5 separate regions of the Mus musculus genome follow, and regions 1, 2, 3 and 5 are each linked to region 4. A link is a loop called in an ENCODE intact Hi-C map of the cell type or tissue named here. Cell type or tissue: heart. All regions are shown on one strand. Links, peaks and the distances in the headings refer to the core of each region. The heading gives the core; the rest is flanking DNA.

What was found. A loop is a pair of places that touch in the nucleus more often than their neighbours do. Peaks named below come from ENCODE experiments on the same cell type or tissue, not always from the same donor. Only the 100,000 strongest peaks of a DNase experiment are listed, where the experiment ranks them.
Region 1: a loop joins it to region 4, with 2.6 times the contacts of the local background. A loop is called at or near these places in 13 of 42 quality-filtered maps.
Region 2: a loop joins it to region 4, with 4 times the contacts of the local background. A loop is called at or near these places in 8 of 42 quality-filtered maps.
Region 3: a loop joins it to region 4, with 8 times the contacts of the local background. A loop is called at or near these places in 41 of 42 quality-filtered maps.
Region 5: it touches region 4 in a loop (3.0-fold over the local background); 12 of 42 quality-filtered maps call a loop at or near these places.

The regions. Positions count from the first base shown.
Region 1 is chr19:46,585,582-46,591,832 of GRCm38, forward strand. Sfxn2 (sideroflexin 2) reads left to right here. Exons shown (of 12, transcript NM_053196.3): 4 at 124-222; 5 at 2,354-2,429; 6 at 2,643-2,728; 7 at 4,560-4,620; 8 at 4,903-4,969; 9 at 5,540-5,589; 10 at 5,912-5,961. Among named protein-coding and RNA genes, the nearest start is that of Wbp1l, 10 kb to the right of the region's middle. In heart, for the core only: a CTCF peak has its summit at 2,460 (motif pointing right); a DNase peak (open chromatin) is centred at 2,470.
Region 2 is chr19:46,573,667-46,579,917 of GRCm38, forward strand. All of the region lies in intron 1 of Sfxn2 (sideroflexin 2), which reads left to right. Among named protein-coding and RNA genes, the nearest start is that of Sfxn2, 3.4 kb to the left of the region's middle. In heart, for the core only: no CTCF peak of the experiment used is centred there; no DNase peak of the experiment used is centred there; H3K27ac peaks cover 830 bases.
Region 3 is chr19:46,757,579-46,763,829 of GRCm38, forward strand. Cnnm2 (cyclin M2) reads left to right here and starts at 4,031. Exons shown (of 8, transcript NM_033569.3): 1 at 4,031-5,815. The coding sequence starts at 4,195. In heart, for the core only: a CTCF peak has its summit at 3,327 (motif pointing right); DNase peaks (open chromatin) are centred at 3,923 and 5,363; H3K4me3 peaks cover 2,521 bases; H3K27ac peaks cover 1,664 bases; H3K27me3 peaks cover 496 bases.
Region 4 is chr19:46,866,267-46,872,517 of GRCm38, forward strand. It overlaps Cnnm2 (cyclin M2), which reads left to right. Exons shown (of 8, transcript NM_033569.3): 5 at 2,272-2,365; 6 at 5,390-5,455. Among named protein-coding and RNA genes, the nearest start is that of Nt5c2, 93 kb to the right of the region's middle. In heart, for the core only: a CTCF peak has its summit at 3,495 (motif pointing left); a DNase peak (open chromatin) is centred at 3,415; H3K27ac peaks cover 312 bases.
Region 5 is chr19:46,595,359-46,601,609 of GRCm38, forward strand. Sfxn2 (sideroflexin 2) reads left to right here. Exons shown (of 12, transcript NM_053196.3): 12 at 1-1,543. It overlaps Wbp1l (WW domain binding protein 1 like), which reads left to right and starts at 3,748. Exons shown (of 5, transcript NM_001177812.1): 1 at 3,748-3,935. The coding sequence starts at 3,846. In heart, for the core only: no CTCF peak of the experiment used is centred there; DNase peaks (open chromatin) are centred at 3,553, 4,693 and 5,271; H3K4me3 peaks cover 2,105 bases; H3K27ac peaks cover 2,167 bases.

The DNA.
Region 1 (6,251 bases), core at 425-5,424, 280 kb before region 4:
CCGGGGTGGGATCCCATCTAGAAGCCCAGGAGCATAAAAAGACTGGGAATGTCTTAGGGAGCTGCGGATGCTATGGTGCCACCCCAGAGCCCCTCTTTATCTCTCTTCCTCCCTTGCTTGTAGGACAATGCCTGCAGTCATTTTCTGGCAGTGGGTGAACCAGTCCTTTAATGCCTTGGTCAACTACACCAACAGGAATGCAGCTTCCCCCACGTCTGTCAGGTAGGCGAGCTGCTATCCTCTGACTCTCTGAGCAGCCCTGCCGCTCACTCGTGAACTTCTTTCTGAGTGGGGTCCACTCTGGGCAGGTGGCCAGACTACCCTTTCCCAGTGTTTGAAATATTAAGACCAACTGAGAGTATCTTTTCCCCAGACTATTTTGAAATATCCATTCTTTTGACTGATTTATTCTTTTCTTTTTTTCTTTTTTTTTTTTTTTTTTTTTTTTTTTTTTGAGACAGGGTTTCTCTGTGTAGCCCTGGCTGTCCTGGAACTCACTCTGTAGACCAGGTTGGCTTTGAACTCAGAAATCCGCCTCCCTCTGCCTACTGAGTGCTGGGATTAAAGGTGTGCGCCACCACCGCCCGGCTTCTTTTCTATTTTTTAAAAAAATATATATTTATTTTTACTTTTTAGATTTATTTATTTTGTGTTATTCTTTGTGCACGTCATGCTTGCCCTGTGCCTACAGAAATCAGAAGAGGGTATTGGATCCCCTGGAACTGGAGTTATAGATGGATGTGAGCCACCCTGTGGGTGCTGGGAATACAACCTGGCTCCTCTGCAAGGGCAGCCAGTGCTCGTGAGCTCTAGAGATGGATGGCTCAGTAGTTAGAGCATGCTCTGCATTGCCAGGGCTCCTAAGTCCGGATCCTACCACCTAGGTCCAATAGTCCAGCTCCGGGGTCTCTGACCTCTACATGCATGCATGCTCACATGTACACACACGTAATTTAAAAAAAAAAAAAAAACAAGCTGGGCATGGTGACTCACACTTTTAATCTCAGCCCTCAGGAGACAGAGGCAGGGGATCTCTGTGAGTTTCAGTCCATCCTGGGCTATGTAGTGAGACCCTGTCTTAAAACCAAAACTAAAACAGTGCTCTTAACCACTGAGCCATCTCTCATTCCTCAAGGTTTATTTTTGTTTGTGTGTGTCTTTTGTTACTGATCGCCATATGTGTGTGCAGAAGCCACAAGGTGTTAGATACCCTCCAGTTGGAGTTGCAGGTGTTATAAGTCATTGGGTATGGGAGCTGGGAATTGAACCTGGTTCTCTTAACCACTGAGCCATCTCTTTAGTCCCAGAATTTTGCTGAGTGTTAATTATGTGCCAGGCAAGGTTCTAGAGGCTTGAGATTCCCTTATGAGTAAGAAGAGGCTCTGTTTAAAGATCTTCTAACTGGGCTGGCAGGCAGAGCTCTGTGAGTTCAAGGCCAGCCTACATGTTGAGATCTCTCTCAATAACCCAACCAAACCAAACACATGGACGAGTGTGTAGTGATGCTTGCTTGCCGTTTTGTTGTCATGGAGATGCATGGTGGGACAGGACAGCAGTGGCTCTGTTTGGACTGTTCCCTTGGGAAATCCCTTCTGGAGAGATGGCATCCAACTGGGCTCTGAAAGATCAGTGTTGTCTTAGCTAGGGTTACTATTGCTGTGGTGAAACCATCATGAAAAGCAACTTGGGGAGGGAAGAGTTTATTTCACTCACAGTTCCATAGAACAGTTCATCACCAAAAGCAGGGAGGGCAGGAACTCAAGCAGGGCAGTAGACAAGAGCTGATGCAGAGGCCATGGAGGGCTGCTGCTTACTGGCTTGCTCCCTCTGGTTTGCTCAGACTGCTTTCTTATAGAACCTAGGACCACAAGTGCAGGGATGGCACCACCCACAATGGGCTGGGCTGTCTCCCATCAATCACTAATTAAGAAACCACAATGGGCTGGGCCGTCCCCCATCAATCACTAATTAAGAAAATGCCTTAGAGCCAGATCTTATGGAGGCATTTCTCAATTGAGGGTCCCACTTCAGATGACTCTAGCTTGTATTAAGTTGACATAAAACTAGCCAGCATAAGGATTCAAATATGTAGGAGGCCGGGAGGGTTCTCTAAACAGGGAGCAGCAATATACACTGGCTCTGAGGCAGAAAAAGTGCTGTGTGTTTAATGCTCTGAGAGAGGACTGAGGGTGCTTGGCACTGAGTGATGGGAATGTGGGTGAGACAGGTCACACGAGTCCTGAAGCCCAATTACTCGAGTCTCTTGCTAAAGAGACCCTGGCCCTGCCTGAGCCACTGTGACACCACTCCCAACACCTACGTGTTCATCCATCTCGAATTTCTCTCTCACTAGGCAGATGGCCCTCTCCTACTTCACAGCTACTACTACTGCGGTGGCCACTGCAGTGGGCATGAACATGTGGACAAAGGTACGTACGAATGGGGAGCTGTGGGCACAGTGACCACCAGAGGGCAGCAGAGTTCCAGTGAAAACAGCTTGCTCCAGCTCATAGGAGTCTGAGGATTCCAGAGTGGATGTCTGGACATATGTCACTGGCTGTGTTTGATTGCCTCTCTTCCTGTATATTCCAAAGCCTCTTGTTTGAGCTTGAATAACTTCTGTTGTTCCCTGCCTTCAACAGAGAGCCCCACCCTTGGTGGGCCGATGGGTGCCTTTTGCCGCTGTGGCTGCCGCTAACTGTGTCAATATCCCAATGATGCGACAGCAGTGAGTACAGGGAGCCTTGTTCTCTTTCTCCATCACAGGGTTAGCAGGGACGGAAAGGAGGCCAATGCGCTGAGCCAGTAGCTTCCTGGGGCTGGGCAGTACAGAGAAGACCAGTGGGCCACCTCAAGGGCCACCATTCCTCTATAATGGACCTAAGATAGTGGGCGATTTAAATTTAGTGTATTGGGTTGAGTGGGTTGATTAGTCATGGACCTATGGACCAGTCCTTTTTTCTTGTCCATGTCGGGGATTGAACTCAGTGCCTTGTGCATGCTAGGTAAGTGCTCTGTCCCTAAAACTATACCCCTAGCTTAGATCCTGGCCACGGGAATGAAAGTCAGAGCTGTAAATGCTGCCTAACTTCCCAAACTCTTAGAATAGCTTACTGGCAGAAATGCTGCAGAACTGAGCATCTAATGCTAGCACAGTATCCACGTGCTCCGAGAAGCCAGGGGCGGGGCAGGTGTGCCCTGGAGCTTTTCACAAAAGGTAATGCAGAAACCCATTGTATCTTGCAGGTTTTGTTTCTTGTCTTCTTTTTAGAGTCTTTTTTTTTTTTTTTAGAGAGAGAGAGACTTACTTACTTTGTATCCTTGGCTGACTTGGGAGTTTACTATGTAGACCAAGCTGGCCTTGAGTTTACAGAGATCCACTTGCCTCTGCCTTCTGAGTTCTAGGATTAAAGGCATGCGCCACCATGCCTGACTAAAGGTTTTATTTTTAATAATGTGTATGTATGTGTAGGTATGTGTCTGTGAGTGCAGGTGCCCGCAGAGACTGGACTCAGTGGATCTCCATGGAGCTGAAGTTACAGGCAGTTGTGAAACTGATGTGGGTGTTGGGAACTGAACATAGGTCTTCTGCAAAAGTGATGTGTGCTCCTAGCCTCCGGACTGTATCTCACTGTGTAGTCCTGGCTGGCCTAGAGCTTGCACTGATCTGCCTCTGCCTCTGCCTCTGCCTCTGGAGTGCTGGGGTTATAGTCGTACATTTCCAGAGGCAGTGGCAGTGGCTGCTGCTGCTGCTTCTTCTTCCTGTTTTGTTTTTTCTCTCTGACATGCTGGGTATTAGGCCTAGAGGCTCGCCATGCACACTAGCCAAGGATGACTACTGAGCTACATCCTCAGTCCAGTTTCTGTTTTCTTTTCCCTTTTGTATTTTTCTAGAACACGGGTGGCATAGGGCTGGGTATCTTGGATGCCATTGCCACTGTTGTCAGTAACTACAGCCACATTTTTTGGCAGGTGGAGGCTCACCACGGTAGCCCCTGGAGAAAGAGCTTACGGAGTGCTGTGCATGCACATCTCTCCACTCTCCTCCACTCCTTGCTCTGCCTAGCTCCCCAAGCAGATGAATGCGTATGGCTGTTTACCTGGTCTCCAACTGAGGGACGCCAAGAGCTTGTCTACACAGAGTAGCTACTGCTTGGGGGAATAGGTACTAAGTCAGGCACTGATCTCGGAACTTGGCCAGTAGATCATTTAATCCTCACTAGGTTCCATGAAGTAGGTGTCAGGATTATCCCTATTCTCCACATGAGGAACACTGAGGTTTAGAAGGGTTAAAGACCATTCTCAAGGTCACACATACGCCTACAGCTTTGGGAGTCTGCCCGCTGAGGCAGTGAGGATCCGGGGCTGGCTTTCTTGGCCTCTGCTCAGGATGGCTTCTGAGATACCATCTACTGGGATGAAGAAGAGAGACCAAAGGGCCAGGCTGCAGGAGGGGCTTCCTCCTGCATCAGTCCTTGGAGCTGGTGACCTGATGGGATCACCTGCCCGGCAGGTTCCTTGCACCTACTTCCTAACATCTAGAAACTTCTGTTGTTTAGGGAACTCATTCAGGGCATCTGTGTGAAGGACAGGAACCAAAATGAGCTTGGCCATTCTCAGGTAAGCAGAGGAGAGACTTCCTCCTCAGACCCCATCCCTCCTCGATGGCCTCACACTTGTCCTGGGTGCCATTGCAGGTCTGACACCCCCCATCCTCATTTAGTTCTTCAGACAGGCTTCCCACGTCATTTCAGGCAGGCGGGTTGGGTAAGGGCACTTGGCTCCTGGTGGGTCCATCCATGCCTTTACCTGCTCAGACTTGGCCATGTTCCCCCCTCACCTATATAGTGCAGCCCATGCACACTTGAAAAGTGATCCCTGACAGCTCTTCTCTGCCCCCAGAGAGCTGCGGCTGTGGGCATCGCACAAGTGGTTATCTCTCGGATCACCATGGCAGCCCCTGGCATGAGTAAGATGGGGAACACCTCAAATATCAGGGTGGGAGGGACCCTTGAATACCTAGTCGAGGCCTCGGTCACCTCAGCTTTCAAGTGGGAGGTACCATTACCTTCTCAGGCTTTTTGTGAGAGTGGACAGGGGACCCACACATGTTCTTCCAGTTTCTATCAGTTCATCTGATTGGGGGGAGCAAGGTAGCTTCATTTAGCTAATAATACTGAGCAATAGTGGGAGGTCTCTGGGAGACAATGGCAGAGGCAGTGGACTGCCCTGGGTCCCTGCAGGGCTGTATTGCAGAGTAGATACAAATGCGTTTGTGTGAGCCTGCAAGGCAGCTTTCATTTTGAGAAGGATGCTTCGGGTCCAGGGGGGGTGTGTCTGCCTTCTGCTGGTGAACACACTTTTGGGAAGCGTGCTTTCTCTGGGACTTGGGGGAGAGTCTGTGTAGCGGTGCCTGTGCAGTCTCTGTTTTTCTCCCAATGGCGAGTATTTTCTGGAGAGTCTTGGGGAGACGGCAGCCCCCTTGGCTGTGATCTGCCTGCAGCTGTGGGCTTCCCTCTCAGCCGCTTGTCTCTTGCAGTCCTGTTGCCTGTCATCATGGAGAGGCTGGAGAGACTACACCTGATGAAGGTAGGTCACTCTCCCTGTTACTCCCCCACCCTCCCACCGCACGCCGAAATTGGCCGAAATTGGCCCTCCTGCCCTTCCCAGTAGCCACCACCCCATCTTACTCAAGCAGAGCCTGTGCCAGCCTTTATCGGCCTCTGTTTCAGATATGAGAACAGGCTTCCTGACCTTGTCTGCAGGGAGCCAGGAGAACACCTTTCCCCTTCAGGGAGGCCAGTCCCAGCCTCTAGCGTCTTCTGGTGGGGTAGGTGCAGGGTGTGCTCTGCAGCAGCTGAGTCCCTCATGGGCTGCTTTCTCTGTTTTTTTTTTTCTTTTCTTTGAGCAGAAGGTCAAAGTGATGCACGCCCCCCTGCAGGTCTTGCTGTGTGGCTGCTTGTGAGTATGTCCTCTTGATGGTGTGAGCTCTCTGCTGGCTGCAGCGCCCAGGGGTGTGAGCCGGCATTCTTCCCAAGGTCCCCTCTCCCTCAGGTCCAGAGAGGGTTTAGAGAAGAAGTAAGAACTGAGGAGGCAGAGGTTGGTTGGGGCTGTCAGCATCTCAGCCTCACAGACAGAAACAAATGGCACACGGTGTTCTTAGCAGCTTGGGTTTGACCGGGATGTCATTGATTGTGCCCTGCTGGTGATATAGTTCCTTTCCCTACATGGCACAGGTGCCTGTGACCCTG
Region 2 (6,251 bases), core at 894-5,893, 290 kb before region 4:
CAGGAGTTGCGGCTACGTCTCTATCTCCACATTCTTGTTAGAATCCAGGATAGGTGATTTGTACTGTGTTGGGGGAGGTCGCCTGAGAGAGGGCGAGAGATAGGGAGGTTGGGGACCGGTCCCTAGCATTGAGGTTAGCTGGCAGCGGGAGTGTTAGATTGTTTGGGATCTGCTGGATTTTGCTAAACCGGGTTAGACTGCAAGCGCTACCTCCCGCTCCTCTCACGCCCAGGGCCGACCACAGGACCTTTGTGGCATGTTGGTTCCCGACAACCTGCCTTCGTGGAAATTGCATTCTTCCTAGTGGAATGTTTTTTTTTATATGAGGTTTAATTTCCTTACAACCCTAGAAATCGGTTATTGTAGATGATAAGAGTCCGGACTTGAACTAACTTGTAAACTATTTTTTTTTTTTACTTGTAAACTATTTTATAGTGTTGCTTGTAAACACTGTGGCCCAGGTAGGAGTGCTGTTTGCCCCCGGGGACTGAACTCAGAATGCAGGGGTTTGTACAGGGTAGGCAAGCACTCTGCCACCGACCTACATACACTACACCCCACACCTCAGAGCTGTTTATACCTGTTAATAAGCAGAGAACTCTTCCAACAGCTCATAGTTTAGGTAGAAGTGGTATCTCTGGAAGTCTGTTGATGTGTGTTTACCTGTTATCTATCTTACAGGTCCATGTATGTCACGTACATAGAGAGCAATTCCTGTCGCAAAGAAAGGGTGACATATTATTATTATTATCAATAGTTTAATCTGGGGTTCAGGCGTTACCTCTTTCACCAACCTAGTTGCCATTACTTAAACAAAGGCAGATTTTTCCAGTATGGGTTTTCAGGTTTGTTGTCGTTGTTGTTTTGAGAGTCTTACTATGGAACTCTGGCTGGCCTGGAACAAAACTATGTAGACCATACTGGCCCTAAATTTGCACAGGACTGCCTCCTTCCTGGGTACTTCTGGGCACTGGGTACATAGTGCGAAGCTTTCAGGTCTTTTTTACAACCAAGTAAAGAACTTTCTATAAAACCTTTAAAACTATTTGCTTTACGTATATGAATGTTTTGTCTGCATGTATGTAAGTGCATCATCACATGTGTCTTTGGTACCCGGGAGCTGGAGTTATGGGTGGCTGTCAGTCACCAGGTGGGTGCTGAAAACTGAACCCAGGGATTCTTGCAGAGCAGCGATTGCTCTTTAAAGTGCTGAGCCATGGCTCCAGCCCCACAGTCAGAAACATCTGCTACCTGCCTACTTGTATCGGATCCTTGGAGGGAAAAGTCAATTCTGAATCTTGACTAAAGAAGTTCAAGGTGATCAGACAGAAGGTGGTGGCGCACGCCTTTGATCCCAGCCCTTGGGAGGCAGAGGCAGCTGGATCTCTGAGTTCGAGGCCAGCCTGGTCTACTAGGACAGCCAGGGCTACATGGAGAAACCCTGTCTCAAAAAAAGGAAAAGGAAGAATAAAAGAGGCACTAGGTGAGTTGTTAGATTAGAGACCCCTCCCCTTCCGTTTATCTACTAATCTACTGCTCTTCACACTGGGGCCCTTTTGTGGGAAAAGGCACATTCAGGGTTCCCTCAGGTAGCACGGTATCTGTTTTCACTGTTACCTTGGAGTCCCGATGAGTGTGTCTGTAAGCAGGAGCCTGGGCCTGCTGGTTTAATTATTACCGTCATTCTCCTGCTTGTTCTAGGCAACCTGACGGTAGTCTGCTATTTCAGTGGTCTTTGGTCTGCTCTTGCAGAGTTTTGAGCTGCCTGGACCTCCCCTGGCCAAGTGCCCACAGGGCAAATATTCTATGGGGGCAAGTACTCTTACCTCAGAACTGTGACTATGGGTCTGTTCTGAGCTTTGGTCCCACTTGCTGGAGGAGATGAGCTTTCTCTAGGGAAGATCACTCTTAGTCTGCTTCATTTGTTCTCTTCTCTCTCTCTTGTGCTCTGTCTCTCATAATTGATCTCGAGTTAAAAAAAAAGTGTGTGTGTGTGGTGATCCAGTACCTTGTGTATAGAGTGAAGATACGACCACTCCAGGTTATGGTTGAGGAGAAGATTTTACTGTAGATATGACCGGAAGTACACTTAGAAGCATCTGGGGGAGTCCAGAGCAGGGAGAGAGAGTAACACATTGAACATGGCCAGCAGAATAAACCAGGCCCTGGGAGGAAGACCAAAGAGGGGTCAAGAGAGCCCATGGCTGAAATGGCGCATGCGGGGGGTGGGGGAGGGGTGGGGGAGGGGTAGGGGTGGTGTTCTATAGGATTGAGAAGCTGGAGGAAGGGAAGCTGGTTTTCCTGAGCTGAGGAAGTTTAGGGTAGGGGTGGGGTAAGAAAAGCTGGGAGGAGTCACAGGTGAGTGAGGCTGAGGCCAGCAGACACTTCTGTGTGCCCAAGCTCCTGAGTGTCTTTTGGACTGACACCCCACGAGTGAGCGGGGTCAGAGGACTACTTGCAGGAGTCCCTTTCCTCCTTCCACCATGAAGTTCTAGCCAGTGAACAAGTTAGGCTGGGTGACAATTGCCCTTGTCCATCTACTCACCTTTCAGGCTCCCCCCCTCCCCCCCCCCCAGATAGATAGTTTCAATGTATCGCCCAGGTTTGTCTGAGCTTGTTTTAAAACAAGAAACATTTTACTTTATTTATTTGGTGGGTTGGTTGGTTTTGGTTTGTTTGAGACAGAGTCTCAATATGTAGCTTTGGCTGTCTTTGAACTCCCAGAGATGCACATGGCTCTGTCTCCCAAGTGCTGGGATTAAAAAGAGTGTGTGGGGTTTGCTCAGCCTCCTTTGACTTTTATATAAATGTTTGCCTGCCTCTATGTGCACTCCACTAGTGTCTGGTGGTCACAGAGGTCAAAAGGTGTTAGATTCCCCTGGAATTGGAGTCATGGATGATTGTGGGAACCACCCCGTGGATGCTGGGAACTGAAGTCTTGGGGTGGTCTGCAAGAGCTGTACCCCTGAGTGGTGGTATGAATGAGAGTGACCCCCATATGGGCTGGAGAGATGGCTCAGTGGTTAAGAGCACCGACTGCTCTTCCCGAGGTCCTGCGTTCAATTCCCAGCAACCACATGGTGGCTCACAACCATCTGTAATGGGATCTAATGCCCTCTTCTGGTGTGTCTGAAGAAAGCAATGGTGTACTCATATACTTAAAATAAATAAATAAATAATAAATAAATAAATAAATAAATCTTGAGAGAGAGAGAGAGAGAGAGAATGGCTCCCATAGACTCATATATTTGAATGCTTAGTTCTCTACACTGGTAGACTGTTTAGGAAGGATTAGGAGGTGTGGCTTTGTTGGAGGAGATGTGGCCTTTGAGTGGCCTTTGAGGTTTCAAAACCCATGCCAGGCTCAGTCTTTTCTCTCTGCCAGCTCTCCGTGGATTGGGATGTAAGCTCTTAGCTGCTGATCTAGCACCATGCCTGCTAGCCCGATGCCACACTTCCTACCCTGGTGGTTATGAACTAAACTTGGAAACTGTAAGCAAGCATCCTATTAAGTGCTTTCTTTTAAGAGATGCTGTGTTCCACTTGGATGGTGATGGCACTTGCCTTTAATTCCATTGCTTGTGAGAAAGAGGCAGAGGAAGGCAGATCTCTGGGAGTTTGAGGCCAGTCTGGTCTATAGAGAGAGAGTTCCAGAACAACCAGGGCTACATAGAGAGACCCTGTCTTCAGAAACCAAAGACAGAAAACCATGCATGGTGTCTTTTCATAGCAATAGATAATAATAACTAGCTAAGATGCAGTCTCTCTAGTCCTGGTCTGAATTCTTGACCCTCCTGTCTTTGCCTCCCAAATGTGGGGGTTTCTGACATGGGCTTCCATTTCTGGACTTTTTTGTTTATCTAGCGAATGTATGGTGTTGTGTGTATTGGTATATGAATGTGTTTGTGTGAGTGTATACACGTGGGTGTCTTCTTCAATCCCTCTCCCTACAACCAGAGCTCCGGATGCTAGAAGATCTAGTCCTGAGTCAGGGTCTCTCACTGAACTCCGAGCTCGTTCAGTTAGACTGGCTGGTCGGTGGGTTCCCGGAATCTTCTCCTTGTGCCCCCACCTTCCCACCCCAGCATGGAGGTTACAGGTGCACATCTCTACCCGGTGGTGGCACTTTACAGATTGAGCCATCTTTCCAGCCCCTTCTTTTTCTTTTTTAAGGTGGAAAATAGATTATAGTGAGCAGAGGACCTCTCCAGGTGAGCGGGAGGCACAGCCTCGTGACCTTGTTACAGCCTGGGTTGGGTTGATGTTCTCCTTCTCTCTGCTTGATACTGGTGGAACTGACAGTGTGTAACTTCAGGGAGACAGACCTGCTCTTACTGTGTGACCAAGGCAAGTCCTGAGTTTGACTTAGAAGTGCCATCCTTGAGATCAAGAGAACCCAAGATAAATTGTAACATATATCTTAGAGTAAGTAAGTTTTTAGAGGGCATAGGCGAGATAGAGCACTGATGGTGCTAATGAACTTCACTGTCTGTCTGCTGTGAATGACAGAAGCCCATGATGCTGTGAGGAAAGGCAGGAGGCTGTGAGGGCTCAGAACAGGAGGACCAGGGTTTTCCCTGAAGGACTCAGGAACTATGCATGTCCTTTGTGGGGGGATGTTGTTTCAGATACATAAGTGTAAATTTGGGGAGGAACCTTATGGCTTATTTAAAAAATAACAAAAGAAAGCAAAAGTGATAACCGCAGCCCAATTCCCGAGACCCGCAGGGCAGAAGGAAGAGAACTGATTTTCCCTCGAGCTGATCCCTGACCTCCACGTGTGCTCCACCGTGTGTGCCTCTCCTGCTCCAAATAAAAAAACAGACATGCAAATGAATAGTCCAGAAAGCAAGCGTCACCTGCATACTTAGCGTGTGACCACCACATCCTGGCGGAGGGGCCTCTGCGTGAAGGGCAGAGGCCTCTGTAATATTACCTTGAAGGTGGGAGGAGATGCCAGAGAGGGTTGGCTCTGTAGACGTGTATTGCACATGTGTGCGTATGTATAGGTGGCATGTGCACGTGTGTGTGTTTTGGGAGCATGGCACTTTGGTCCGTTGAGCTCAGTCAAGCTGTCCTCAGCCTGTGGCTCTGCGAACCAAGAAAATGTGTGACTTGCCAGTTAGACTCCTTTTAGCTTCTGTTGTGTCTAGGAAGTGAACCTTTTTCCTCCACCACGCATGCAGTTGGATTGAGGGAAACACTTTTGGTATTGGATCTATCCTATGGGGGTCAGGGAGAGAGGAGGGAGGCAGGGGAGAAATCTGAGTTCTGTCAATGATCACTTGCAGTCCAGCTTCTGTCTTCTCCAGAGATCCCATTTGAGGCCATTTTAAGGTCAGGCATGAGTGCTGTGGGCTCGGCATGTTGATTTTTCCCTTCAGTTTCTGGAGTGTGCTAACCCAAAGTCTCTCCCACCCTAATAACTACAACAATGCAGAAGTTGACCTCTATTCTCCATTTCCCCTCCCGTTGCTTCTGCCTGCCTCTCTCTCCTACATTCTTTGCCGTCTTTTCAGACCACCTATTTTTGTTCATCTCTTAAACATAGCAGTTCATCGGGGCTTATCTTCAGCATGCTCTCCCTCTCCCTCTCCCTCTCCCTCTCCCTCTCCCTCTCCCTCTCCCTCTCCCTCTCCCTCTCCCCTCTCCCTCTCCCTCTCCCTCTCCCTCTCCCTCTCCCTCTCCCCCCTCTCCCCTCTCTCCCTCTCCCCCCTCCCTCTCCCTCCCCCCCTTCTCCTCCCCATCTCCCTCTCCCTCTTCCTCCCTCCTCAAATTTTAGCTTAAGTGACTTCAGAGCTACTGATGCTGTTATAGCCTAGCCTATGGCTCTGTACTTTCATGCTGTAATACCTGCCTGCTGGCAAGCTGGACTTTCCCCAGGACACTAAATATTCCATGCTAGGCCTCAGGATAGCTATCGAGGAAAAATGAATACATTTCCCAACTTTACAGGTGAATATTTAAATTAAGTAAGGTGGTGCTTTAAAAAGCAAACAAACAAACCCACAAATGACCCTTTTGATGGTTACTCTTCATGTCAGCTTGCCTGCATTCAAAATCACTTAGGAGACACACTTCTGAACATGCTTGTGGGGGTGTTTCCAGAGAGGTTTGACTGGGTGGGAAAGACAGCGCTTTAAATGTGGTTGGCACCAACCATGGGCTTAGGTCCTAAAGTGAAGCAAGATGGGCACCAGCTTTCCCCTGTTTTACCACCTCCCTCTCCTGCCACCAGACCTTCCCAGCCA
Region 3 (6,251 bases), core at 571-5,570, 110 kb before region 4:
CTCCAGCAGAAGGTGTCACCCAGATTAAAGGTGTGTTCCACCACACCCTTAATCCCAGATAAAAAGGTGTAGCCCAGATTAAAGGTGTGTTCCTTAAACTCGGAGATTCAATCTTCTGGAATCCATATCCACGATGGCTCAAGATCTCCAAACCAAGATCCAGATAAGGATCTCCAAGCCTCCAGATAAGAGTCACTGGTGAGCCTTCCAATTCCGGATTGTAGTTCATTCCAAATATTGTCAAGTTGACAACCAGGAATAGCCACTACACTATGGCTCTTTTTATTTAACCAATAGCTTTAAACTGTGGGGTAAGGTTTACATAGCATCATTGGCATACGTGAGGATCTGCTCATTGGGGGTTTATCAGGTCTTGGGGGGTCAGTATTTAGCACTGAATACACAGCAGCACCAGACCAACCTCCAACAAGAAACCTTTTCTCCCAGCTGTGAAAAAGCCACATTTCCCCTTTTCTTCTCAGTAGCCATGTCCAGAGAATATCTAGAAAAAGGAGGGGAGTGGGGAAAGACCCAACAAAAGCTCACAAGGCCTCCTGAGAAAACAAGCAAGCCTCAGGCTTTCCTCTAACTGAGTATTTTTATGAACTGCGGTGAAAAAAAATTCTCATTTTGCCTAAAAGGGTTCTAGCACTTAAACACGTGCTTCTGAAAAAATCCCTCCGGGCCATCAGAGTGGATTCAAGGGCAAGTCTGTGTAATTCCAGCGTGTCCCTAGTTTCTGGTTTTCCTCAGAAGACTGTGTGCTCTAGTGGCATTCAGATGTCACTCTTGGTGGGAGTGGACCCCAGCAGCAGAGCATATGTCCAAGGCCTTGGGGTTCCATCCCCTAACCCCAAATCCCATTTAGAGCATTAACTTCGAATGCTTTCCTACAACCCAGCAAATTTCAGAACAAAAACCTTCTCTATTAACCAGACCTTAGGTTAACAAAATGTATAGAGAAACACTTGTAATTTTTTTGCCATCTTTTAGAAAATCCAGTGCATGCCCCTTGGAGAGACATTTGGGTCTGGCTGCAGAGCTCATTCCTGAACCCGCAGACTGGGAGGTTTCCCTTCTGGACGGAAGAGAATTGAGCTGTCATTCTTCTCTCTTGTTTTCTAGTGAGGGATTCTGGGAGGGGAAGTTTAGTTAAGGAGGGTATTTGCAGGAGGTTTAGCTTAGCTTGAGTGACTCATTCAAGGTCGGGCAAGGAGAAAACGAAGCGAGGGTGAGACACCGCTGGCTACCTCTTAAAAATCTCAGACCCTCTGTGGCCTTTCATGGATTAAAATATGGTCGAAGTTGAGGTTTTGTGGTGTTAGCCCCCTCCCCTCCCCAGCATTTCAGGAGAGGCTTCCTACAAGCCCCATCGCCTTCTATCCCCAGAAGGATAGGTTGCGGAGCCCCAGAAACCACTCACTGCAAACCGCACCAGCAGCTTCTCTCTAACCTTAGAGAGCCTCTGAGACTGAGGGGATAACTCTAATGGAAGGAAAAATGGATTGGCTCAGGTGTCTAGACAGCTTTGTGTGTGTTGAGTATTCACGCAGAGTAGCAGCTCATATCCACCACCGAGGAGAAAGATGGCTCAGCAATGCCCCGTGTGAATCTAAGCCCGGCTCAGTTTGTGGTGTCGCCTGGGAGGTACTCTTCTGTTTTGCTTAAGTCTTGAACCTCTAGCCCGCTTCAGGATTGCTCAGACTGCACTTTCCTGACCGCTGCTTTCTCTGCACAGGAAATGTCTGTAGGGCTGGCAAGTACTTCTTCCTGTCTCTGCACTCCCACTCCAAATGGTGCATTCAATATTCGAGAACCACTAACTGTCTTCCCTCTTAGCCTGGAACACACTTTGTCCTCACATTTTCAGTTAGCTGGCTTAGAAGCCCTGTGTCTGTCCTGAACCTTTGTCAGACATCTAAAGACCTCAACTTATAAACTGTAAATACTACTCTTGTAAGCTCATAAGAGACCTAAGAATCCCATTTTCTTCATCTAAAGTGATTTTTCCAATATAGCAGTATGAGAATAGGAAGTAGGGGAAAAATCCCCCAGACACCAGAGGGCTAGGACTAGAGTTGACCATTTACTTAAAATAATCAAAGTAAAAGCTTCTTTATTTCTTTAACACTTTTTATATCATGTTTTGAATATCTATAGGTGTGTTCTAGGGTGAACTGATATAACAGTGTACAAAAATTCTAGAGAGGACAGATTATCAACCAAATGAGTAATTTACACATGGTATTAGTAAATGATCTTTGCTTTGAAGAAAAATAAGGGAGAGATGGAGTCTGGTGGCTTTGAGCAAAGCCTTTAAACAGGGCTATGTTGGCATCTGAAAGAAGTTGAGTCCCATCCACAGGACATGGCACATGCGAAGACGCCAGGAAGATCCCCTGGCAGTGACTGAGAAAATGACAGAGCCTGGTTGGGGCAGAGCTTGCAGAACCTTGTAGGCGATGAGAGCACTCTGGCTTTTGTCAGGAGATGAGGAGTTAGGGGAGGGCTCAAATATGGGAGCAATGGGCCCTGGGTTGACAAGTCATTAGTTGGAAGGTCAGGGGAATGGTTGAGGACAAGCATAAAAGAAGACAGAATTGCGGCCGGGCGTGGTGGCGCACGCCTTTAATCCCAGCACTCGGGAGGCAGAGGCAGGCGGATTTCTGAGTTCAAGGTCAGCCTGGTCTACAAAGTGAGCTCCAGGACAGCCAGGGCTATACAGAGAAACCCTGTAAACAACAACAAAACAAAACAAAACAACAAAAAAAAAAAAAAAAAAAAAAGAGAGAATTGCGAGGATACCGCTGAAATGAGCCCAGAAATCACTCGTCCTGGAAATTATAAAAAACACTGTGGGTGTTCACAAAAAAGGAAGAGTATTGTGTTTATGGAATACAAAGTAAGATCAGGAAAAACATTTTAAAACGCGCTTCAGTTGGGAGGCAGAAAGTTCAGTTTGGGAGCTACTGTGCTACCGCATCTAGTCTGATGCAATGGACTTGAGAGTCCTGGTGAGCTGTGCTCCACAATGAATCTTCTCCGGAGCTAACAGCGTTTGACCTGTGCATTTCATAATAAGCTTTCATGGGCCTTCTCAGGTTGCTCTCCCCTTCCTATTTCCCCAAATTGCCTGGGTGCACGTTAAAAAACAAAACAAAACAAAACAAAACAAAACCAAAAATAGGGTCCATCTCATTCTGTGATTATAGCAGGACTACAGGAGAATCCCTGTGATGACAAAGTTTGGGAAGCTGACCACACTTTGAGAGGTTTGTTGAGAGCTAGAAAACAGCAAAGGTCGTCCGTGAGGGCCGGCAGGTGGCGCCACATGATCGTGAGCAGCTGAGGGCTCACAGAGTCACGGAGACCGCAGGTCCTCGGCGTTGCTAGGGCCACCCTGTCACCGCGAATCTCCAGAGGAACCGCATGCAGGGGTAGTGGGCTGGGGGGCTTGACTAGTATCCCGATTTGGTTTTAGGCTATGTGCATCGTAAGCTGTCTCCAGTCCGGCTCTGGTGCTCCCAGGGAAGGAGGGCTCAGCCCATTCTGCGGCGACACGGAGCCCCGTGGAGCCCGCAAGTCCCTGCAGCAAGGACCCGAGGCCTCGCGCCTCAGGGCAGTATTGCAGGGCTGCCAAGCCGCGCGCGAGGATCTACTACAGAGACCCCACAGGGAGCGCCGCACCCGCGGACCGCTCCCTTTCATTGGCCGCCTGGAGGAAGACCACGCCCCCATCCCTACAGCGCTCATCTTTGACTGGCTCTTGCATCCGGGATGGCCACGCCTCCTCCCCGCGCATACACAAGAGTCACGCGCCTTTCAGTTGGAAACTTGGCATGCAGAGGAGGACAGTGGCCCTCATCTCCCCGCCCACCTCCCGTGCCATTGGTGCGGCACGCCGACTGCGACCACGCCCCCATTCCAGCCCCCTGGCTGGGAAGGCGGGCACCCGCTCTTGATTGGCTGGCAGACCTGCCTCTCGCGGGAGAGGCTAGCACGCCCCTCCCTCCGCTCCCTCCTCCCTCGAGCCCGGGGGTTCCTCAGCTGGCTCAGTCCGAATCAGTGTCATTCAGAGAGAAGGACAGCTAAGGGCTGGGCGCGAACGCGCGGTTGCAGTCCTGCTCGGGCGCCGGTGCCTGCGCTCGCGCCGCCGGGTGGGAAGGATGAAGCCTCAGCTGGAGCAGCCACCCTATGATTGGCTGTGGCGCTTGTGAACCCGAAGTAAAGATGGCGGGCGGGCAGGCAGCCGCCGCACTGCCCACTTGGAAGATGGCGGCGCGCCGCAGCCTCAGTGCCCGCGGCCGGGGGGTCCTGCAAGCAGCTGCGGGCCGGCTGCTGCCGCTGCTACTGCTGAGCTGCTGCTGGGGAGCGGGCGGCTGCACAGCGGCCGGCGAGAACGAGGAGACCGTGATCATCGGGCTGCGGCTGGAGGATACGAACGACGTGTCGTTCATGGAAGGGGGTGCTCTGCGGGTGAGCGAGCGGACCCGGGTCAAGCTGCGGGTGTACGGGCAGAACATCAACAACGAGACGTGGTCCCGCATCGCCTTCACTGAGCACGAGCGGCGCCGGCACACACCCAGCGAGCGTGGGCTGGGGGGCCCCGCGCCTCCGGAGCCGGACAGCGGCCCCCAGCGCTGCGGCATCCGCACCTCAGACATCATCATCTTGCCCCACATCATTCTCAATCGCCGCACATCGGGCATCATCGAGATCGAGATTAAACCGCTGCGCAAGATGGAGAAGAGCAAGTCTTATTACCTGTGCACGTCTCTCTCCACGCCCGCACTAGGCGCCGGCGGCTCCGGGTCTGCGAGTGGCACCGTCGGGGGCAAGGGTGGCGCGGGGGTGGCCGGACTCCCGCCTCCTCCGTGGGCCGAGACCACCTGGATTTACCACGACGGTGAGGACACCAAGATGATAGTGGGCGAGGAGAAGAAGTTCTTGCTGCCCTTCTGGCTGCAAGTGATCTTCATCTCGCTGCTGCTGTGCCTGTCGGGCATGTTCAGCGGCCTCAACCTGGGGCTCATGGCTCTGGACCCGATGGAGCTGCGCATCGTGCAAAACTGCGGCACGGAGAAAGAGAAGAATTATGCCAAGCGCATCGAGCCGGTGCGCAGGCAGGGCAACTACCTGCTGTGCTCGCTGCTGCTGGGCAACGTACTGGTCAACACCACGCTCACCATCCTGCTGGACGACATTGCGGGCTCAGGCCTTGTGGCGGTGGTGGTCTCCACCATTGGCATCGTCATCTTCGGAGAAATCGTGCCCCAAGCCATCTGCTCCCGACACGGCCTGGCGGTAGGGGCCAACACCATCTTCCTCACCAAGTTTTTCATGATGATGACATTCCCCGCTTCTTATCCGGTTAGCAAACTGCTGGACTGCGTCCTGGGCCAGGAGATAGGCACGGTCTATAACCGGGAAAAACTGCTGGAGATGCTCCGGGTTACTGACCCCTATAACGACCTCGTTAAGGAAGAGCTGAACATCATCCAAGGGGCGCTGGAGCTCCGCACCAAGACGGTGGAGGACGTGATGACTCCCCTCAGGGACTGCTTCATGATAACCGGCGAGGCTATCCTGGACTTCAACACCATGTCGGAGATCATGGAGAGTGGCTACACTCGAATCCCGGTGTTCGAGGGAGAACGTTCCAACATCGTGGACCTGCTCTTTGTCAAAGACTTGGCCTTCGTGGATCCGGATGACTGTACTCCCTTGAAAACCATCACCAAGTTTTACAATCACCCTTTGCACTTCGTTTTCAACGACACCAAGTTGGACGCTATGCTGGAAGAATTTAAGAAAGGTGGGCAATTTTGCTTTTTTTTTTTTTTTTTTTTTAAATTGGCTTGCTCTTTCTGTCTCCGTCCTCCTCCCTCCTTGAACCCTCTACCCCTGAGACCAACCCCCCAAGGAGAGTTGACCGGATTTTCTCCCTTTCTTAATTGCAAATTTGAAAGGATGGCATGGACTTGGGGACGGATTGAACTCGTGAGCACTTCTAGGTTTAAAAGCCCAAAACTGCCATTACTTTTTCACACCATCAAAAAACAGGCTTTGTAATTCCAGTGTTTGAAATTTGACCCTCTAGGGGCCATCTACTTCATTCATTCATTGTAGGTGAAAGAAAGTACAGACCGGCTCGCTTACATCTGATCACAGACATTTGGAAAATATTTAAGTAGCCTTAAAAAAACTCAGTGCAGTCCTCCTCTTTTTTTTTTTTTGTTTGTTTGTTTTCT
Region 4 (6,251 bases), core at 444-5,443:
TCTTTGGTAAGACTTTTCTGTCAGCCCCTTTCTGGTTCCTGGCTTTCCTCATTCTGTCAGTCACAGGCGTCAGGCTGGTCTTTGTCTCTCCCTTCTTTCTGGGACCACCCTTCCCGTCACCTCTGCATCTCCAGCCCCAGCTCAGGTTGGTGCGAATCTTCTTCCTTCTCCGCTGCCGCTGGACCCTTTGCGGAAGACCTGGTCCTGGCTGGAAGTTGTCCTCATTTCTCAGCCTTCTGGTTTCCCCCAAGATGCCCATCGCTTAGTCCCTCAAGCGCACACTCCTGTGGGAATGGCTTCCTCCGTCTCCCTCCTTACCCTCCCTGAGAGTTTCCCTAACTGTGTCCCTTCCTCCCCTGGGCCTTTTCTCAGCACAGCCACACTAGCCTGGTCTGTGCTATCTTCCTGAACCCATGTCCTCTGCAAAAGCTGCCCATGTCCCAGGAGCCCTGTGCCCTCTGTCCCCTGTCTGTGCAGACCTGGAAGCCTGTCTGCTGTCAACCTGGGTTAGACCTTCCTTCATACCAGTGGGTCAGCCAGATCCTGTCTATCCATAAACTTCTCCAGAAAGAGTGTCCTCGTGCCAGAACAGGAAGTAAATGGGTCTCTCGGAAACTCTTCCAATCTTTGTTTCCTTGTGCTTGTCTGTGTGTGCGCGAGTGTAGGCACATGCATGCTGGTACCTGTGACAGCCAGTGGTATTTTCTATTATTGCCTTCCGCCATATCTTTTGAGTGATCAGCTGGCCAAATGACTGGCCAGTGAGCTCTGAAGAGCCACCTGTATCCATCCCTGCCAAGCACAAGGGTTTCAGATGTGGTGGGCACATGTCTCTCACATGGTGATGGAGACCCAAACTTGGGTCCTCGTGCTTGGTTGGCAGGCATTTATCAACTGAGCCTTCGTCTCGGCCTCCAGCTTTGAGAACAGTTTTTAGATAGGATGTCACTCTGCAGCCCAGGTTGGCCTGGAACTTTGTTATGTTATGTCACCTCCCTAGGGTACACTCTAGTCTGGATTACTGAAGACCCTTCTTTTTGCACACCCCCTCTGCCTCTCTTTAGGCACAGGAAACAAGACCAGACTGGCCTTGGGCTTGTAGCAATCTTCCTACCCCTGCTTTGTGAGCGCTAGGCCTGCAGGCATGTGCTTCCATGCCTGGCCATACTGTCTGTTCTTCATGGCATGTTCGGGTGGTTGCCTCCCTCACATTGGAATACAGCTCCTCTCTGCTTGTGGCTCCTCTCTGCTTGCGGCTCCTCTGGGTAGGGTATGGCTGCATGGCTGCGATGCTCTAACTCTTGCTCCTTTGCAGGTTGCTTTAAAATTCTGGGTTTAGGTGCTGGGGTGCAGCTGAGTGGCAGAGCGCTTGCCTGGAGGACATGAGGGGCAGGGTTAGAGCTGCAGCACCACACACAGTCGAAGATGGTTCATAGGGTCTGGCTAGGATTTCCCGTGCCTAAAGAGAGGCGGAGGGGGTGTGCAAAAGAAGGGTCTTCACTAATCCAGACTAGAATGCACCCTAGGGAGGTGATGGGATAGTTCATGTTCATGGGGTGGCAGGTGCTGAGGGCTGCTCTTGGATCGTCTGCTTTTCCCGGTTCCTCTTTCCCGACTTGGAAGGGGGATCACCTGTGTCTGCCTCCTAGTCTGGGCATTAGTGAATTTAAAGTGTGGTGTGGTGTTAGCCTGCGGGCCTGCCTTCTCTTCCCCCCTTTCTCCTCTCTCTCCCGTCCTCTTTTTTTTTTAATTTATTTATTTTATGTATGTGAGCACACTGTGAGGGCATCAGATCCCATTACAGATGGTTGTAAGCCACCATGTGGTTGTTGGGATTTGAACTCAGGACCTTTGGAAGAGCAGTCAGTGCTCTTACCCACTGAGCCATAACGCCAGCCCCCCCCCCTCCTTTGAAGGCCTCATAGAGTCCGGCTGGTCATAGGTCTCTGATACTCCTGCCTCTGCTTCACTGAGGCAGGCTTCCCTGAGAGCATCCTCAGCATTTGGCTTACCGCTGCTTTTCATTACCGAGGGCCCTTGAAGAGCTGGGGCTGTGGGGAAAATGTTAAGTGGGCCCACAGATACTGATCCCTTTATCGTTATTTCCAGAGGTCCAGCCTAACACAGTTCTCTAGTTTAGATGAATATGCCCGCCCCTTTATTTTCCAGAGCTTGTCTTTCTTGGGATCATTGGAGAGGAGTGTGGCCAAGCCCAGGGAGGACTAGCTTTCTGTGTCGTTGAAGCTGAAGTCACACCTTTTCTTCCCACAGGGGAAGGTGGAGGTGGAAGCTGGGAAAGAAGGCATGAAGTTTGAAGCCAGCGCTTTCTCCTACTATGGTGTGATGGCCCTCACAGCCTCTCCAGGTGAGTAGCCCCGGCATCTGTTTCAGGAAGACGCAGCCCTTCTCCCTCAGTCTCCCCTGAGCCCAGCATGAATCGGTTCTCGTTGATGCGCATCATAGAGACAGAAGCTGTACCCATCCCGGGTATACGCCTTCATAGGTCTCCACACCCAGCGAACACAGCTGTACACACTAGGAGAGGCAGACTATTAAGGCCTTAGTGATAGAGAGAGGAGAGAGTAAGCATCCTCCTCTGAATCGCTGTCCCCCAGAGGTCCCCCCTCACTTCTCGAACGTTGTAGGACACAGGATGTAGTGGGCTGACTCTGTTTTCCTCTGCCCGGGTTGTGCTGCCATGGTCATCTGGGCTCTGCGTGGGTGTGCTTCCTTCCCATCCCTACTATGTGCTTGCAGTTCCCTCATCTGATGGTTGAGCAATGCACTAAGGCCACCTGAGGCTACGGAAGAAGGGAGGAGTGCTGCTGCTCAGCGCCCGCCCTCATTTTAAATCAGTCCAGAGCCCCGGTCTGTGGACTGTGTCCCCACACTCTCAGGAGTGTGTCTTTCCCATTTACCTCCCTGGAAGTACTCTCAAGAGACATACCAGAGGTGTGTTGCCATGGCGACTGTAAACTCAAGGGATGCTAACCCTTAGATTAACCATCCGAAGGCTATTTCCTGTTAGAGGCACCTGCGGAAGCTGCGTGTCTTCTGTGGGTGTGTGCGCTGGGGTCTGCTGAGTTGCTAGTTAGCTTTAGAACTTTTTAGAAGCTTAGCACTTCCAGAAGCCTTGTGTCTGTTACATCCCCTCCCCCCCGGCCACCCCCCCCCTGCCCCGCCTGTTTTGGGAAGTGTTCCCTGGTCTCCATTCCAAGTCATTCTAAGTCTATCACACAGAGTAGCTCTTCTGGGGATTTTCCGTTACATCTCCCAGAGGCTGAGGGAGTTTGCTGCTACTGTTTGTCTAGAGAGCTGGCTGCTTGTGGTGCGTGGTTATGCCACCACGGGGATTGAGCAAGTTCTCTGAGAGTCTGAGGGGCCTGCAGGGGTGTCAGCACCCAACTTTGCTATTGCTTGCCTGCCCTGGCCAGGAGTAGATTAGGCAGGTAAACGGAGGTGCTGTGGTGCCACCTGGTGGCCAGAATACAAAAGGACATTCTGTACAAGGAAACATTTACAACGGCCAAAGCTAACCACAGTCCTTTTTAAAGGAAGGTTGTCAAACTGAAAAAAAAAAAAAATGTAACAGCAATGGCAACCCTTCAGGCAAGTTTGTCTTTGTGACATCTGTCTTCCCCTGCTGTCCCACGCAGCAGTGTGACTGGCATAAGGATGTAAGCGTTAAAAAGCCAGTAAGCTGTCAAGATTCCTTGCTCTCTCGTGCAGGCTTTGCTGTCCTAAGGGACATTGTCCCTGAGTGTGCACATGAGCCTGCGTGGTCCCTCCTAGAAGGTCTTTGTTATGAACTTGAAAGTGATCTTCCTTCCCACTGTGTGGTGACACTGAGGAAAAGCCCTTGGTGTCCCATAATATCCAGGAGGACACAATGAGGTGCTGTGCAGACAGTGTGCTGTGACCTTAAAATACAAGGGAAAGGTGGGTGAATGGCTACAAGTTCAGAGTCAGCGTAGTCTACACAGACCTTGTCTCAAAAGTGTGAAAACAGAACAACAGGAAGAAACATTATGTCACAGGAAGGTATTATCATTGTGACTGTTCTGGGACTATGTGTCTCGAGTTAGCGTAGGTTAACAGACCCCTATTTTTAAGGCATCTCTGTAAACTGATGAGAGCAACACACTTTTGCTGATGACTGGTTATTTAAACCTGAACACTAGCCTCGCTCACAGTGAACAGTAGTGTAGGGAAAATCCACGAAGAACAGGATAGCAAAAGGCTGGGAATGGTGGCCACACTAGTTCCAGCCCTTGTGAAGGAGGTGGGAGGACCATGAGGCTAGCCTGAGCTAAGTAGTAAGTTTGAGGTTAACCCTAGACCATAAGAGACCTTTCAAACCAACTGAAAAAAATAACAACAAAAGGCAGCAAAGAGCTGACCATTCACCAGGAGGCCCCCATCATTCATTTCAAAGGCTGACCTGGGTCTGGGGGTCTGTGTGTTCACTGAGATGTCCGATCAGTACAGGACATTAAGGCCTGCCTGTGTCTGCTCAAGAGGAAATCGCAGGTAAAGGTGCTTGCCACCAAGCCTGGTGACTTGAGAACGACTCCCACGTGTTGCCCTCTGTTCCCCACGTATGTGCTATGGCCGGCGCACATGTTCACATGTAAATGGAGAGTCAGCTGTCTACTGGGGAAACAGAGATGGAGGTCTGCAGTGAGACTGAGGCCAGAGTGGCCTACAGAACAAGTTCCAGGCCAGCCAGGGCTCTAGGTTGAGACCTTGTCCTGACACAAAGCAGTAAAATAAAGCCCTCAGTCCTTGGGACATGTGGGAAGGCATGCCCTGTCCCTCCTGGCCTGCTCTTGGGGTCTTCCCTGTGATGGGGCTAGTCTCCCATCAGAGTGAGCAGTGCTGAGCCTAACCTTTGTCTGCCATTCTCAGGCAGTCTGTACAGTTGCCTCTGCTCTGAAATCTGCAATCATCTCAAGCAACTCAAAGTATCAAGCCAAAATTATGAAACCAATAATACCAGTGAGTTGGGTAATCAGGGGCTTGTGAGGCCGCATGGTGAGTGAGCGCCGCAGTGCAGCGTGGGCCTATTCTTAGAGCCCCTACCAGCTGAGGCTTGGCTAATTGTGACTCAGACATTGAGAACAGCCTGTTTTGGAGCTGTGGACCTCAACTGGGTGTTGGAGGTTTAAGAACTTTCCAGAAAAGAGCACAAGGACAAGATTCTTCCCAGTGGCATACTGTTCTGGGGAAGTCATTTGTGTCCCTTCCTTTTATGTAACAGCAGTGGGCTTTGCTACTTGTGGGGTGGGATGCTCACGTTAGTGAGACAGCGTCCACTGCAGTCCCCTGGATGGGAAGATCTGTCTCTGCCTTTCAATGTGGTCTCACCCTGTTTTTCTCCATTTTCCAGTTCCTTTGTCCCTGTCTCGCACCTTTGTTGTCAGCAGGACAGAGGTGTTAGCTGCGGGCTCTCCAGGTAACTCTGCATGCTTCCTTTCTCCTAACCCAATCATTGATCCATTGCCTGCCTAGACCCTGGGGAAGCCTGGCCACCGGGCTGCACACTGTTTCCACAGCGCTGTTCCCAGCTTCCTGCCAGCCTGAAAATGCCAAGGCTGCTGCCTAAGATGGAGCTGTCCAGAAAACATAAACGACAGAGGTCTAGAAAGGAACTCTGGGCCAGGATCCATGGTGACCGGGCATAGGGAAAGTCTGTATGGTGGCTGCCTGTCCCACTTCTCATCCCACCTCACAGGTCTGGGCCTTGCAGCTCTGCCCCAGGTTTGCCCAGAGTCTTACTCGTCTTCAGCATGTTATAAGATGTGGAGTTTGCACTGGAGTCTAGACTGCTTTCCTTTCCCAAAGAATCAATTTGGACAGAATCTTGGGAGTGCATGAACTTGTCCTGGCAAATGAGAAAAGCCCATACTTACCCTAGTTTGGGAGTACTTCTCCTTCCCACCCACAAGTCCCCAACACACACACACACACATACACACACATACACACACACACACCACACACACACACACACACACACACACACACACACACACACACCACACACACACACACACCACACACACACACACACTGTGACCTGTGACTCTCTGCCCTCCTCAGGCAGATGACCCTGCTGCTCTGTTTGGGCTCAGTGCTGTGCACTTTCCTAACCAGCAGCTGATTACCCCCCAGCAGGAGAGCATGGCCAGGCCTAATACGCCCACTACAAAGAAAAGTTTTAATCTTTCTTTAATTAAAATTGCTTAGCC
Region 5 (6,251 bases), core at 439-5,438, 270 kb before region 4:
CCTTAGCTACATGGGGAATTCCAGGATAGCCTGAGCTAGAGACTTACTCAAAAAATAGAGGGAGGGAACAAGAACAAGGTATTTTGCCTGCTTTGTCCTTGCCCCCTGACCCTTGGGACCAGAAGCAGAGGTCTTCTCAGCAGAGGTTGCTGGTGTATGGGAGGTGCTCACACAGTTTAGGATATTTAGAAATCGAGTGATCCTTGTCCAGTCAGGACAGAGGATACACTAATCTCTTCCTCTTCTCCTGCTTCCTCCTTTTTTGGGGGGGGGGGGATAGCCCTGGCTGTCCTGGAACTCACTCTGTAGACCAGACTGGCCCCGAACTCAGAAATCCACCTGCCTCTGCCTCCCGAGTGCTGGGATTAAAGGTGTGCGCCACCACGCCCGGCTTGCTTCCTCCTTCCTAAGCAAGAGAAACATTTACCCTTGCGATTCTTAAAAAAAAAAGCTTTTTATCATTTTTTAAAACATTTTTATGGGTGGGTGTTTTGCTCCCATGCATGTCTCTGCATGCCGTGCCCACAGAGGTCAGAGAGCATGTCAGATCATCTGAAACTGGAGTTACTACTGTGAGCCAGCCTGCGGTCAAACCCTGGTCCTTTTGAAGAGCAGCGGCAGCTCTTACCTGCTGAGCCCTCTTTCCAGCTCCTTATCCAGGGAGAGATAAAGGAGCTATGTGAATCTTCTTGGGGACTCATCTCTACTCTTCCCCATGATGCCCTGACTGGGCTATCCCATTGGGAATGCTTCTAGATTTGAGTTTTTCAAGTCCTTGGAGTTATTTGTACTAAAAAAGACAAAAACAAACACAAACACAAAACAAAAACAAAACCCATGGACAAATAGTTCCTTTCCTTGGCCCATTAGGTCTCATACCAAAGAGGGCTGGGACACCTCTGAGTGGGAATTCACCAGGACTACAGCCTTAAAAACATGTAGGAGAGATGCAGGGCAGCACCTTTAATCCTGTACCCTCTGGGCAGAGGCAGGCGGATCTCTGAGATCGAGGCCAGCCTGGTCTACAGAGTGAGTTCCTGGCCAGCCAGGACTACACAGAGAAACCCTGTCTTGAAAAGACAAGGAAAATGAAAGTGTAGGGCAAACCACCATTTTACGGAGGTTATGTGGGGCATCAAGCTCTGCGCCTTGGAAAAATGACTATTCTGTCTTAATATCATGTCCAAATCCACTTCTGGGACCTTTAGCTGAGAGGTCTCTTCTCTCATTGCCTTCTCTGTTTTACAAGTCAAGTCCCTCACTGTGAGTGGGATGATTTCCTGCTGCCTTCCTTCCCTCTGCCTGTTAGGTCACATACCAAAGATTGCTGAGTGCTGGTGGGATGTGGAGCCTCACTTGGACACCTCAGACAGGAAGTCCACCAGGGCCAACAAGCCTAAGGAGGGCACAAAGGGCCACTTTAGTTCCCTGGGGGACTGGCTTACCTGGGGTCAGTGTGTAATGAGTTTTGTCTGGCAAGATTTGCTGATTCTGTTCAAACGCACCATTATGAATTGAATAAACTATTTGAAAGAACATGAAACACTGTCTGCAAACTAAGCTACTAACCCCTGATGGAAAGCAGGTTCTATGGTCTGACTTTGGCCTTGGCATGCCAGAGGATGTCACAACTGTAAGGGAACCTGTCTGATTTCCTTAATAATGGAGAAGAACCCACCGACCCTTGTCGGTGCTCCACAGGTCTCCCGGCGTAGATTATACATTGTCTTAGGGCTGGAATTGGCGAGCCATACATAGTCAAATCTGCCTGCTCTCTGGGTTTGTTTGTTTGGTTTTTTTCTTTTTTGTGCACTTAGGAACAAAAATTTATTTTTACGTTTCTTAATGGGCTATTAAAAGAAAACCTAGAATATGTGATAGAAGCTGTGCATGTGTCCCGTAGACTTTTAACACGCCTCCCCTATCCCGCAACTGTGACTTTTAGAAATAGATACTAGGCCTATGGGACATGCCATCAATCCCAGCACTTTGGAAGCAGAGGCAGCTGGATCTTCATGAGTCTGAGTCTACCCTGCTCTACATAGTATATTCCAGCCCTGCCTCAAAGGGGGAAAATGTGCACTATGGTCATCCGAAGATGTTGTGAAAACAGGTGGAAAGGCTCATCCCAGCTTCCGGTTCTGTAGGTCTGAGATGGAGCCCGAGGATATAACGCTGCCAGCATTCATCTGACACCACACAGTTGTACCAAAGGACTTCGAGTGCCGAGATCCCAGCTGTGATTTAACCCCACACCCACTTAGACAGTAAAATGGAACTCAGACAGCATGAAATTGGTATTTTCCTTTCGATGAAGCTCAGGCTATGCAGTCGTGAGTGCTGAGATTACAGCTATGCACCTCCACACCTAGCCAAATCCAGCCCTTTAAATTGTATGGTTTAGTAACGTTCAGTCCAGTCACAAAGTGCTACAGTTGTCACTACTGTAATCCAGAACACTTTCACTGTCCCTCCTAGAAAGCCAAGGTCGGTTCGGCAGCAGCCACACCCCCACCCGCTGCCAAACCCTTATCCATTTAGTTGAGTTGGCCTGTAAGGTGTTGAACAGCAGTTATAATGAGCAGGAGGGCTTTGCATGGGAACTACTAACACAACTTTGAGGACAGCCTGAGTTACCTAGTTTCTGGCTTGTATGGACAACAGGAAGAGACCCTACATCAAAAACTAGCCAAGTACATCCTGTAACTAATTGAAGTGTAATTTTTTCTTTCTTTTTCCCTCTCTTCCTCCCTCTATCTCTTCCCTTTCTCTGTTCCTTATGGCCCATACCAGGGTCTGAACTCAGGGCCTTGCCCATGCAAGCCATTTACCACAGAGTGATACATCCTCCTGCCCTGTTGGACAAGAATTCTCAAATTGAAGCAGCTACATGGTGATGTGTGGGTTTGTGTGGACTAGTATTGTCCTTGCGGTGTGTGGAGGGGCAAAGGGAAGCCATTTTCATTTAGCCGGAAGATAACATGGATGAAGCAATGATTGGTGGGTCTCAGAGCTATTTCTGAGTAGGGTCTGAAGAGTTTTGTCCTTGAAACTTGGGGGTAGCAGAGCACTATCGCTAAGAGAGGTGCTATTTAATAGGGGACTCAAATGACTCAAAGCTGCTGCTTGGGTAGTGAGCTTGGAAAAAGGATCCTGATAATAGGGCTTCCTGTAATTTAATACAAAAAGCACCAAAGGCTTATAGACTGCAGTTGGAAGCACGCTTTAGAATCATTATATCTCACTACTTTTTTTTCTTTCTTTCTTTTACCTCTACTTATTTTAATACAAAAAGCACCAAAGGCTTATAGACTGCAGTTGGAAGCACGCTTTAGAATCATTATACCTCACCACTTTTTTTTTTCTTTCTTTCTTTTACCTCCACTTAACTGTGGGAACATAACATTTCCGCCACACTCAAAATGACTGAAATACTGTAAACCTTTTCAATGCATCCGGGTGGTCGTGTCCCTAGCTCCTGTTACTTCCGCCACTCTCTGCGGGGCGGGGCGCTCTGCACTTTTCTGCACCTCGCAGCATTCAAGATGGCCCAGCTTCCTCCCACTTTTCATTGGCCAAATCACCTAGCACGAGGGTGGCTGGGACTGGTATTTGACTCACAGTTCTTTTGACCAATGGACAGAAAGTAGGAGCCAATGAGGCGCGGGAGCTGGAGACCCTCCCCTGCATCTGGGCGGGCCCTTTGCCTGGGGCGGGGTGGAGCCGAGCCGGAAGCGGGAGGGCAGAGCGAAACAGGAAAAGAAGGGAAGGAGGAAGCAGAGGGAAGAAGAGAGGGAGGAGGAGGGGTGGCGGCGCCGTGGCGGAGGAGCAGGAGCAGGAGGGGGATGGAGAGGAGAAGGCTCCTGGGTGGCATGGCGCTCCTGCTCCTCCAGGCGCTGCCCAGCCCCCTGTCAGTGAGGGCTGAGCCCCCGCAGGTAAGGGGAGGGCTTCTGGGCTAGCTTGGGGGTCTGGGGCGGTCGAGGCCTGGTTGGAGGGGGGTCTCAAAGAGGTTTGTTTGCAAGGAGTTGAGTGTTTTCGGGAGGGAAGCCCATGGCTAAGGTGGACCAGGTGAAGGGTGGGGGTGTTGATGTTTAGCTGAGGGACACCTGTGACGAGTTGGATGTCAAGAAGGTGGCAGAGGCAATGGTGCCAGGCGACTTGAGGGTCCTTTGAGAGGGTAGTTATGGTAGGTGCTCTGGAGGACTCTTCGCGGAGATCGCCGCACACTGGCGCCCGTGGGCCCTATTTCTGCTCCGCAGTAGAGTCCGGAGCCAGAGACTGTGTGCACACCAGTGTGTGCTGGGATCCCAGGTTACTGCACTGGCCCCAGAGGGAGGAGGGCTCAGCATGGTATTTATTTCAGGCTGGACAAAGGAAAAGTTCTGAGGGCATCCTGACTCTTATTTTTAATGCTGTAAGGCATAGTACGTTGGTGGGCTGTTGCTGGAGGTAAGGTTCTTGGGAGATAGTAGGGATGAAGTAGTAACCCCTCAGGAGGAGGGGCACATTTGAGTGTGAGAAAACCGTGCTGTTAGGCTAGCTGTCCTGGGAAGAAGTCACTAGTGCTGATCCGAGCGAGCCAGCTCAGGGCTTTTGAGCAGAGGGTGGTTCCGATGCCAATATCGGCAGCAAGTGGAGCACCCTAGCTTTTCTTGCTGGGTGGCTTGCTCTTCCTGAGTCCAGGGCCGAGATGCCTGCTTATGCTGATTCTAGCTTGGGCTGGCGTTTCGAAACCCTAATTGAAGCGTTACTCTTGGTGCCAGATTGGGTGGGGTGCTGTAGGGGGAATCACCCCTCCCCTGTTAAATCTGGCAAAGCTTCTATCGTTTCCTTTGGTTTCTCCCCTTTCTTCCCATCATTGTCTGTTTTCCACAGGCACAGGGACAGCCTGTGCAGCTTAGCACGTCACATCACGCTGAAGAGCAGAAATTGTTAGCAGAATTCTTACCTTTCCCCTTAGAGCTCAAGGGCAGCCCTTTCACATACGTATCTTATTTTTCTCCCGAATATCCTCTTCAAGAAACAAAACAAGAAAAACACCCAAAACCCCAAAATAATTGAGTTTTGTTTTGTTTGAGACAGGATCTTGCAATGTAGGTCAGGCAGGGCTTGAACTCTTGATCCTCTGCCGAGCTCTGTGATTTGATAAGATTTTTTTTTTTTCAAGTGAGCTGAAAGTCACAGAACAAAACCAACAGTTCTAAAGTGAATCACTGTGGCGCTCCATGGTTGTGCAACCACCACGGCTATCTACTTCCAAAACAGTTGAATCATCCCCAAGAATGATCCATATTAACCAGTTACTGCCTGTTTCCACCCCTCCCCCACCCCCAGCCCTGGCCCTTGGCGACACCCACTAGCCTGCATTGTGTCTCTGTGGGTTTACCTGTTCTGCACATCCCTGTGTAATGGAATGCTGTAGTATGTGGGGCGTCTTTCACGTTCCGTCATGTTTTCAAGGTTCACCCACATTGTGACCGAATAATAGTCCCCTTTATGTATATACTACAATGATTTGGCAGCTTATCTGTTGCTGTATCTTTTTTTTTTTTTTTTTAAGTCAGGGTTTCTCTGTGTAGCCCTGGCTGACCCAAAACTCACTTTGTAGACCAGGCTGGCCTCGAACTCAGAAATCCCCCTGCCTCTGCCTCCTGAGTGCTGGGATTAAAGGCGTGCACCACCACTGCCCGGCTCAGTTGCTGTATCTTAATGGGGCGGGGGCTGGGAGTGGGGATATGTTATCTGGGAGATAATCTGTGAATGATCGAGTTCGTTTTCTGATCTTTTCTTGTATTCCTCCCCAGGGATGAAGCCCTTCAGTTTTTGACTTTGTTTAGGTTCTTTGTTTTCTTAGTCAAAACCGTAAGCTGCCAGGAGAGATACATTTGTCTCCTTGAGAAGTTGCAGCTCTCAGGACTGGGAAAGTTAAGCGCAGGTAGTAGGTATCGATGGAATAGAATACAGAATAATGAAGTTGCTTTTTTCTATTTCTGTGGCTGTCTGAGGGCTGTTCCCTGTAGCCTTTGAATCGCCTTGTTAGGGGGCTTGATTTAGGAGTGTGGAGCCTTTGGAGGTGAGCTGGTTGTTCATAGGAACCAGGTCCACTTCTTGAAGGAAAAGCGTTGGCAAACGGTCCTGCAGTCTGGGGGCGGTGGTGGGGTCTTCAGTGCAAGGCTCTGCGTACAACTCATCAGTCTCGGGCTTGTTTTCTTACCGCAGTTCTGGCACTCGCAGTGCTTATTTTGGGGACA